Regions from separate parts of the Homo sapiens genome. Here region 1 is linked to region 2. The links are chromatin loops, found by intact Hi-C in ENCODE. Cell type or tissue: right lobe of liver. All regions are shown on one strand. Links, peaks and the distances in the headings refer to the core of each region. The heading gives the core; the rest is flanking DNA.

What was found. Hi-C counts contacts between places; a loop is a spot of excess contacts. Peaks named below come from ENCODE experiments on the same cell type or tissue, not always from the same donor. Only the 100,000 strongest peaks of a DNase experiment are listed, where the experiment ranks them.
Region 1: a loop joins it to region 2, with 2.2 times the contacts of the local background. A loop is called at or near these places in 17 of 110 quality-filtered maps.

Annotation. Positions count from the first base shown.
Region 1 is chr9:134,436,098-134,440,465 of GRCh38, forward strand. RXRA (retinoid X receptor alpha) reads left to right here. Exons shown (of 10, transcript NM_002957.6): 10 at 370-4,368. The coding sequence ends at 517. Among named protein-coding and RNA genes, the nearest start is that of MIR4669, 59 kb to the left of the region's middle. RefSeq lists an enhancer at 865-1,433. In right lobe of liver, for the core only: CTCF peaks have their summits at 2,530 and 3,666; a DNase peak (open chromatin) is centred at 3,445; H3K27ac peaks cover 3,682 bases.
Region 2 is chr9:134,339,874-134,344,241 of GRCh38, forward strand. The region is part of intron 1 of RXRA (retinoid X receptor alpha); the gene reads left to right. Among named protein-coding and RNA genes, the nearest start is that of RXRA, 16 kb to the left of the region's middle. In right lobe of liver, for the core only: no CTCF peak of the experiment used is centred there; DNase peaks (open chromatin) are centred at 973, 1,703 and 3,988; H3K4me3 peaks cover 384 bases; H3K27ac peaks cover 4,000 bases.

The DNA.
Region 1 (4,368 bases), core at 163-4,162, 96 kb after region 2:
GGCCTCTCAAAGTGCTGAGATTACAAGTGTGAGCCATCATGCCCAACTGCCTGCAATTTTTAACTTCTTCACAAAGAGCTATTCAGTCTGCCCTAGCCAGCTGCTGTCTGGCCCCTGGCCCTTCATCTCCGTCCTCAGACCCAGGGATCTCCCTTCACTCTGTCCTGGCTCTGGGTTGCCACTGCCTCTGTTTCCTTCTAGCCTCCCCTCCTTCCTTCTGGAGGCTTGGCATAGGCAGATTCAGGGCTACAGACCAGCCTCAGAGGGGTTGGGGTATCAGACACAGCCCCATCCCCAGGGAGGCCTCCAGTGCCAGGGCAGAACTGCCCATGCCCCTTGCCCGGCCCTCACCAGACCTGTTCCCTGCAGGTTCGCTAAGCTCTTGCTCCGCCTGCCGGCTCTGCGCTCCATCGGGCTCAAATGCCTGGAACATCTCTTCTTCTTCAAGCTCATCGGGGACACACCCATTGACACCTTCCTTATGGAGATGCTGGAGGCGCCGCACCAAATGACTTAGGCCTGCGGGCCCATCCTTTGTGCCCACCCGTTCTGGCCACCCTGCCTGGACGCCAGCTGTTCTTCTCAGCCTGAGCCCTGTCCCTGCCCTTCTCTGCCTGGCCTGTTTGGACTTTGGGGCACAGCCTGTCACTGCTCTGCCTAAGAGATGTGTTGTCACCCTCCTTATTTCTGTTACTACTTGTCTGTGGCCCAGGGCAGTGGCTTTCCTGAGGCAGCAGCCTTCGTGGCAAGAACTAGCGTGAGCCCAGCCAGGCGCCTCCCCACCGGGCTCTCAGGACACCCTGCCACACCCCACGGGGCTTGGGCGACTACAGGGTCTTCGGGCCCCAGCCCTGGAGCTGCAGGAGTTGGGAACGGGGCTTTTGTTTCCGTTGCTGTTTATCGATGCTGGTTTTCAGAATTCCTGTGTGGCCCTCCTGTCTGGAGTGACATCTTCATCTGCTCTGAATACTGGTGCCCAGCCAGCCCGTGACAGCTTCCCCCTAATCAGGAGGGGACAGCTGGGGGCGCAAGCTGGTGTGTCATCAGCAAAGACCTCAGCCGCCTCGGGGATGAGAGGGGACTCGTGGGGCAAGCAAGCTGCCCTGTGCTCTGAGTGAGGGGGAAGGTAGCCCCTTTTTCCAAAGATAACTCACAGTTTTGCCCTCGAGCCAATGAGAACATGAGCTGCCCTCTGTGCAAGGTTTCGGGGCCACCTCCAGGCTGCAGGGGCGGGTCACTCACCCCCCTGTTTTCTCTCTGCCTTGGTGTTCTGGTTTCAGACTCCCGACTCCCCGTTCAGACCAGAGTGCCCCGGCCCCTCCCCAGCCTGAGTCTTCTCCTTGCTCTGCGGGGTGGGCTGAGGCTTGTCCTTGTTTCCTGCAGGGCTGGCCCTGGCTCGGGCAGGGTGGGGCATCACCACCTCACTGGCCTTGCTGGAGGCACAGGGCTCTGCGGACCTGCAGCCATCTGTGAGGCCCGCGGGGATGGGAGGGGAGGAGGGTGGCCTGTTGGTTTCCCTCAGAGGGGGCAGGTGGCCTGGAGAGAGAGGGGCTCAGGAACTGGGAGCCTCGTGGGTGGGGCAGATGCTCCGCGGCCTGGAGTGGCTCTGCCGGGGCATTGGTGGGACCCCTGCTCAGGCCTTCTCTCTGGCTGCCAGTTGTGTCTAAAAGACTCTTGGAATCTGAGAACCCGGAGTCGCAGCGCCCTCGGGCCTGGGCCACACGCAGGCCCTGGTGGGACCACCCAGCCTGGTATTGTCCACGGACAGCGTTGTTCACCCAGAGCCTTACTTGGGAGCCTCACTGAACGCCTGCTCTGGTTGAAGGTGGGGTGGGGGCGGGGCTTGGGGCCTCCCTGGCTCAGCCCAGTGCGGCCTGGCGCTCCTCCCGCAGGCTCTGCCCCCGGGCTCCGGTGGTGCGGGGCCCTCTCAGGTTGAACTCGCCTCTTTTGCACTGGAAGGCCCTCCCTTTGGCCTGAGTACTTTTCCCGTTCACGCCTCAGTCCCGTGGACCCAGCCTTTGTCAGTGGCAGGTGCCTGAACAGAGGGTGGATGGGGGGGATACCGGAGGGGGTCTTGTCTTCCCAGCCGCAGTCTAGGAATGATGCGGGGGGGTGGACGCCTTCTCCATAGTCTTTCCCCACCTGGAGCAGGGGCTTCCTCAGTGGTGAGGGGAGCTGCCTACAGGTTGGACCGGGAGGCAGTGGCTTGGAGAGGCAGCTTTCCAGCCTTGGTGGGGAAGAAAGTGTCCATTCTTTGCCTTCCTGGAGCTCCCAGCCAGAGCTGAGCTTAGGCACCCGAGTGGAGCCTGCAGCTGAGTCTGTGCCCGAGACAGGCTGTCAGAGATTCCAGAAGCCTCTCCTCCCCGCCGCCCTCCACCCCTGCCTTTCAGCGTTGTGGATCCCTAGAGGTGGCCCCCTGCCCGATCCACCGTCCTGAGGCAGAGTGTTGAGCCTCATACCTGTACCAGGTCCCCGGCCAGCTGGGCCCCTCCCAGGCACTGCCAGGAAGCCCCAGCTGCCCCTGGCGGGTGTGGTGGAAATGGCAGGAGGGTGCAGGTACTCTTGGGGCCCCAGCGGTGGGAGTGCAAAAGACCCAACGCCAACACCTGGTGCCTTCTGCAGCCAGCGCCCACCCATCCGTGCCCGGACCCTTGGGAATGCCCGCGGCTCCAGAGGAAAAAGCCCAGGGACGGGGCCTCCGTTGCGGGGGGTCGGCTGCTTCTTGGGAACTTTGTCGTTTCCGGCGCTGGCTGGCTGGCTGGCTGGCTGTAAAGCACTGAAGCCCCCCGGCCGCCAACCCCTGAAAGCAGAACCTGGCCTCCCTGGCCACAGCAGCCTTACCCACCGCTCTACGTGTCCCGGGCACTTCCCGCAGCCTTCCCGTCCCTTTCTCATCGGCCTTGTAGTTGTACAGTGCTGTTGGTTTGAAAAGGTGATGTGTGGGGAGTGCGGCTCATCACTGAGTAGAGAGGTAGAATTTCTATTTAACCAGACCTGTAGTAGTATTACCAATCCAGTTCAATTAAGGTGATTTTTTGTAATTATTATTATTTTGGTGGGACAATCTTTAATTTTCTAAAGATAGCACTAACATCAGCTCATTAGCCACCTGTGCCTGTCCCCGCCTTGGCCCGGCTGGATGAAGCGGCTTCCCCGCAGGGCCCCCACTTCCCAGTGGCTGCTTCCTGGGGACCCAGGGCACCCCGGCACCTTCAGGCACGCTCCTCAGCTGGTCACCTCCCGGCTTTGCCGTTCAGATGGGGCTCCTGAGGCTCAGGAGTGAAGATGCCACAGAGCCGGGCTCCCCTAGGCTGCGTCGGGCATGCTTGGAAGCTGGCCTGCCAGGACCTTCCACCCTGGGGCCTGTGTCAGCCGCCGGCCCTCCGCACCCTGGAAGCACACGGCCTCTGGGAAGGACAGCCCTGACCTTCGGTTTTCCGAGCACGGTGTTTCCCAAGAATTCTGGGCTGGCGGCCTGGTGGCAGTGCTGGAGATGACCCCGAGCCCCTCCCCGTGGGGCACCCAGGAGGGCCCTGCCGGAATGTGCAGCCTGTGGGTAGTCGGCTGGTGTCCCTGTCGTGGAGCTGGGGTGCGTGATCTGGTGCTCGTCCACGCAGGTGTGTGGTGTAAACATGTATGTGCTGTACAGAGAGACGCGTGTGGAGAGAGCCGCACACCAGCGCCACCCAGGAAAGGCGGAGCGGTTACCAGTGTTTTGTGTTTATTTTTAATCAAGACGTTTCCCCTGTTTTCCTATAAATTTGCTTCGTGTAAGCAAGTACATAAGGACCCTCCTTTGGTGAAATCCGGGTTCGAATGAATATCTCAAGGCAGGAGATGCATCTATTTTAAGATGCTTTGGAGCAGACAGCTTTAGCCGTTCCCAATCCTTAGCAATGCCTTAGCTGGGACGCATAGCTAATACTTTAGAGAGGATGACAGATCCATAAAGAGAGTAAAGATAAGAGAAAATGTCTAAAGCATCTGGAAAGGTAAAAAAAAAAAATCTATTTTTGTACAAATGTAATTTTATCCCTCATGTATACTTGGATATGGCGGGGGGAGGGCTGGGACTGTTTCGTTTCTGCTTCTAGAGATTGAGGTGAAAGCTTCGTCCGAGAAACGCCAGGACAGACGATGGCAGAGGAGAGGGCTCCTGTGACGGCGGCGAGGCTTGGGAGGAAACCGCCGCAATGGGGGTGTCTTCCCTCGGGGCAGGAGGGTGGGCCTGAGGCTTTCAAGGGTTTTCTTCCCTTTCGAGTAATTTTTAAAGCCTTGCTCTGTTGTGTCCTGTTGCCGGCTCTGGCCTTCCTGTGACTGACTGTGAAGTGGCTTCTCCGTACGATTGTCTCTGAAACATCGTGGCCT
Region 2 (4,368 bases), core at 188-4,187:
CATCCATGCCCTTGTGTGAGCCTGTGTGTGTCTGTGTGTGAACCTGTGTGTATGTGAGTGTGCACGCCTGTGCTCTTGTGTGAGCCTGTCTGTGTGCACCCGTGCATGTGTGTTCCTCTGTGCACATCTGTGTCCATGTCTGAGCCTGTATCTGTGTGCACCCATGTCTGTGTCCCTCTGTCCCTGTCCCTGTGTGAGTGTGTATCCGTGTGCACTTGTGTCCTCGTGTCTCCCTGTGCCCGTGCTGTGTCGGCATGTGTGCCTGTGTGTGCTTCTGTGTGTCTTGTGCCCCACACCTTCTGATGGCTTGTGCCTGCGGGTCCAGGTTTGAGACTGGCCACTGCCCGTGCTGTCCGGCTCCCTCCTTAGCTAAGGGTCCTGAGGGCTCGGGGTCCAGGACAGGAGAATGAGAAGCTGTAGGGGGCTGTGGAGGGCTGCAGGCAGATATATGTTCTAGAAAGACTTTGGCCATCGTGGGGATGGTGGTTTGGGGCAGACCAGTGATGCCACCCACTGACCTTTCAGCCAGTTCCCAGGAAGTGTCACAGGGGTGATAATTGTCCAGCCAGGAGTGAGGGCCGAGGGGCTTTAGGAAGTGCCAGGGAGCACTCTGAAGCAGTATGTTTTGGTCTAAGTGGGGCTCACGTGGCACCGGCTCACTGCCTGCCCTCTGGCCTACAGCGTGGCAGGTATCACCGACCACCCGAAGCACTCAGATCCCTTTCTGCAGGCACCCAGGCAGACGGTCTCGGTGCATGAGCCTCGATGCACGCCTCGGCCCGCAGCTGCCTTCTTGAGCAATGCCAGCAGTGCCTAAGCCACATGCCGTCCAGGCTGAGCAGGTAGATTGGATGTGTGAGCTGTGGCCCAAGCGGTCCTCCCTGGCCCTCTAGCTGGGGTGTCTCAGCTCCGGGAGCAAGGAGCCTGTCTTCTGCGGAATTCTGCGCCCTGGGAGAATGAGCTGAGCCAATCCTGAAGCCAGGGTCAGTCACACACGCTTTGGTGCGAATGAGCCTCATGTGAACCCTGGAAAGGCCTCGCAGGAAAGGAGAGGAAGGAAGGCTTCCTCTAATTGTGTGGATGAGGAAATTGAGGTCTGAGAGCGGCATGGCTGGCAAGCGGGGCGAGCTGACAGCCAGGCTGTCTCCTGACCCTGGCCTCGTGCCCTCACCTCTTGACGGCCCACCTTGGGGCGGAGTGAGAGCACAGATGGGAGGGTCCTGGTGGGGACAGGGAGAGGTGGGTGGCTGGAGCTGTGACCGCAGGCCCCGCCGTGGGTGGTGGTACCTGGAGTGTGTGCCCAGCACAGCATGGCACGCTCCCTCGTTCCCTGCACCCCAGTGCTGATGAGGAGGCCGAGCTACAGATAGGGGCTCAGCTGCTTGCCCAATATCATGTGGCCAGTTAACAGCAGAGTCGGGATTTGAACCCAGATTCTTGGGACTCTTCTTTGAGCCACTTCCAGCCTGGGGTTCTGGCGTGTGGTTGGAGTCCTGGGGGCTGCTAGGGTGGGGGGACATTCCTCCTCTGGGAGGAACCTGGAGCCGAGCCCTCCCTGCTGGCTGGGGAGGGGCCTTGCTTCCTACACAAACAACCAGGCCTGGCTGGAGCCATTTTATTTTTATTTCCTATTTTTACTTCCCCGTTGGCTCTTTTTAGCAACTCTGGGTGAGATAGGCCCCCGCCCTCCAGTCTCCACCCGGCTTCCTGGCCCAGGCCAGGACCTTGGAGGAGGCGTGGGCATGGGTGGCCCAGGGTTGGGCTGGCTCGCAGCTTGGCCGGCACACACCTGGTGGCAGAGCTCCTCTCTTTCTGGGAGCTCCAGGGCGGCTGGCCTCTTCCCGCCCTCCATGGGGAGCACCATGGGGCATGCATGGTGGCAGGGGAATGTCTTGGTGTGTGACTGTTTGTTGCCACCCCTCCTCTGGGTCTTGGCCTGAGGTTGGAGTTTGGGAGGTAGAGGCACTGGGCGGTGTGGTCTTGGAGCTGGGTGCGTGACTGGCAGCGTCACTGCCTGGGGCCTGGCTGGGCAGGGCTGGGCTTGGGTTTGTTGAGGCTCTGCCCACTACTGGCCTGGCCCCACTTGCTGAGGGTCCGCTGTGCTCCAGGGTCTGTGAAGCCCAACCCTGGGGGTAGGGGCTGTCAGAGCATCCGGCTAGCTGGAGCCTGCCTGTGGTGGGTGTTGCTGGCTGGGGGACATGAAGACCCCGAATGAGGAGGCGTCTCCCTGAAGGCGCTCTGCTGGGCCCGGGGTGGGGGCTCTCGTGCTGGCATTTGGTGGGTAGTGAGTTCTGAACTGTGAGATCAGGCTGGAGAAAGCCCTGGACCCACTGTGGATCCCAGGCCAGAGTGAGGGCAGGGGCGGGGGTCCGGGTCGAGGACTAGCAAGCCACAGTGCACCAGGTGCCCCGGTACCAGCTTGTGCCAAGCCCATTGCCCTCCCAGAACCCTGGGGGAGGGAGTTGCCCTCATTTACAGAGGGGGCCTGGGCTCAGAGAGGCTGAGCCGATCTTCAAGGCCACACAGCTTGTGGGCATGGAGGGGCCGATCCTTGCCCTTTCCCTGCCAGGAAACTGAGGCACAGAGAGCAGGGGTCCCCCAGGTGGTCAGGCCCCAGAGGCTTGCACTTGGGATGGCGTGCTGTGCGCCCTCTTCCTGCCATCAGCGGGGGGCAGTGGGTTGGTGCAGGCAGAGTGGTAACAGCAAGCTGTGGGCAAGGGACTGCTTGGGAGCTGCTGTGAGCCCAGGCAGGTGGTGGGGCTGCGGGGCTGCGGGAGGAGGCCCCTGTGGTTCCCACAGGGCCATGTGTGGTCTCCAGGGCTGAGATGGCTGGTGTGGGCCGCCCTGACCTGGTGGGTTTGGGGGAACCTGGCCCCATAGGAGAGTGGACAGCGCCGCGGAGGAGGCTGCCTACCTGCCTTCCTGGCCCTTCCTGCTCTGGCTGGCTCAGCAGGTTGAGCGCAGGTGGTGGCTGTGGCCCTGCCACCACCACAGTGACCTTCCCTTTGTATGTGAGTGATGTGGGTGGCATGACTGCGGATGCAGGCACGTGTGGGTGCTGGGGATTGTCTGGTAATCCTTTGATTAGAGGCCAGGAAACCCAATCCCGCAGCCTAGGCAGTGGGGGGACCTCCTTCTAGAGAGGCCCCAGCAGATTATGGGATTTTCACCTGCCCAGCCCTGGGAGGTGTCTTGGACCCAGAGCATTTGGCCTTGGGAGGTGGGGAGGGGGTTCCTGCCCTGGAGCCAGGGAAGCTGTCTGCGGCCCACAGTTCAGGGCCCCACACAGACCTTTTACATGCTGTGTGACCTGGGGCAGCGTGTCTCTCTCTCTGAGTGTCGACTTTCTCATCTGTGACGTGGGGTGAGGGCACTTGCTGCCCAGGTGGTTGTGAGGGTTGACTGAAGTAAGGCCTGTCCTTCAGTTCTTGCCTGGGAGCAGGGAAGGCCCTGGCTGGGGTTGCCTCTGAACCTCAGTGTCTTTGAGGGCTGGGAGGAGGAGTTTCTTCTTCTGGGTTCTGGGGGTTCATGCAGGATTGCCCGTCAGCATCCTGCAGCCCCTGGAATAGGGGGCGCTCAGTGTAGGGCAAAGGAACGTGAGGAGGGCATGAGTGTTGTATCTCATGGGAAGAAGCATTTTTTTGGGAGGAGTGGTTGCAGGGGCAGCTAGTTCTGGAACCATCCTAGGACCTAGAAATTGCTCGGGGCCAGGAAGCGAGACCAGTCACTGGGTGCAACCTTGACATAGGCTTGAGGGGTCACGTCCCCTGCCCTGTCCCCATCTTGCTCAGTGGCCAGAGGAGAGACCGTGTGCACTTGGTGGACTGCCACGGGCCTGGGGGCCTCGGGACCAACCCTCCATCCGCCCGTCCCCAGCCGGGCGCGGCACTGAGCTGAGGGAGCCTGCGTTCTTCCTTCAAGCAGAGGATCTTCTGCAACTGTGGGGAAGAGTGTTTCTTCCCGGAAGGCGGGGCCAGCTGGCTGGGTCAGCAGATGGGCTCCTCTGGCGTCTTCTCACCTTCTGGCCGGTCATTGGCCCTCGTGGCCCTACCACAGTGGGGTGGGCATCTCCCCATAGGCCCTCCCCACAGGATGCAGCCCTTCCTCATGGGGCCTGGTCCTGCTGAGGTTCCCGGGGGCCGTGCCCTATGTGGCCCTACCTCTGTGCCACCTCTCAAACCGTTGCCTCTGCCTGGCGTGTGTGCCTGCTCTGCCCTTCTTTTTCCATCCTTGTAGGCCTGAGTCCAGCGTTCCCTGCGCTTGAAGCTGGCCCCAGGAACCTGGCAGGCCAGGGCCCATGCAGTACAAATGTGGACAGGTCTGCCCCCACCCTGCCCTGGGCCTCCCTTTTTCCCAGCCTCCTCTGGC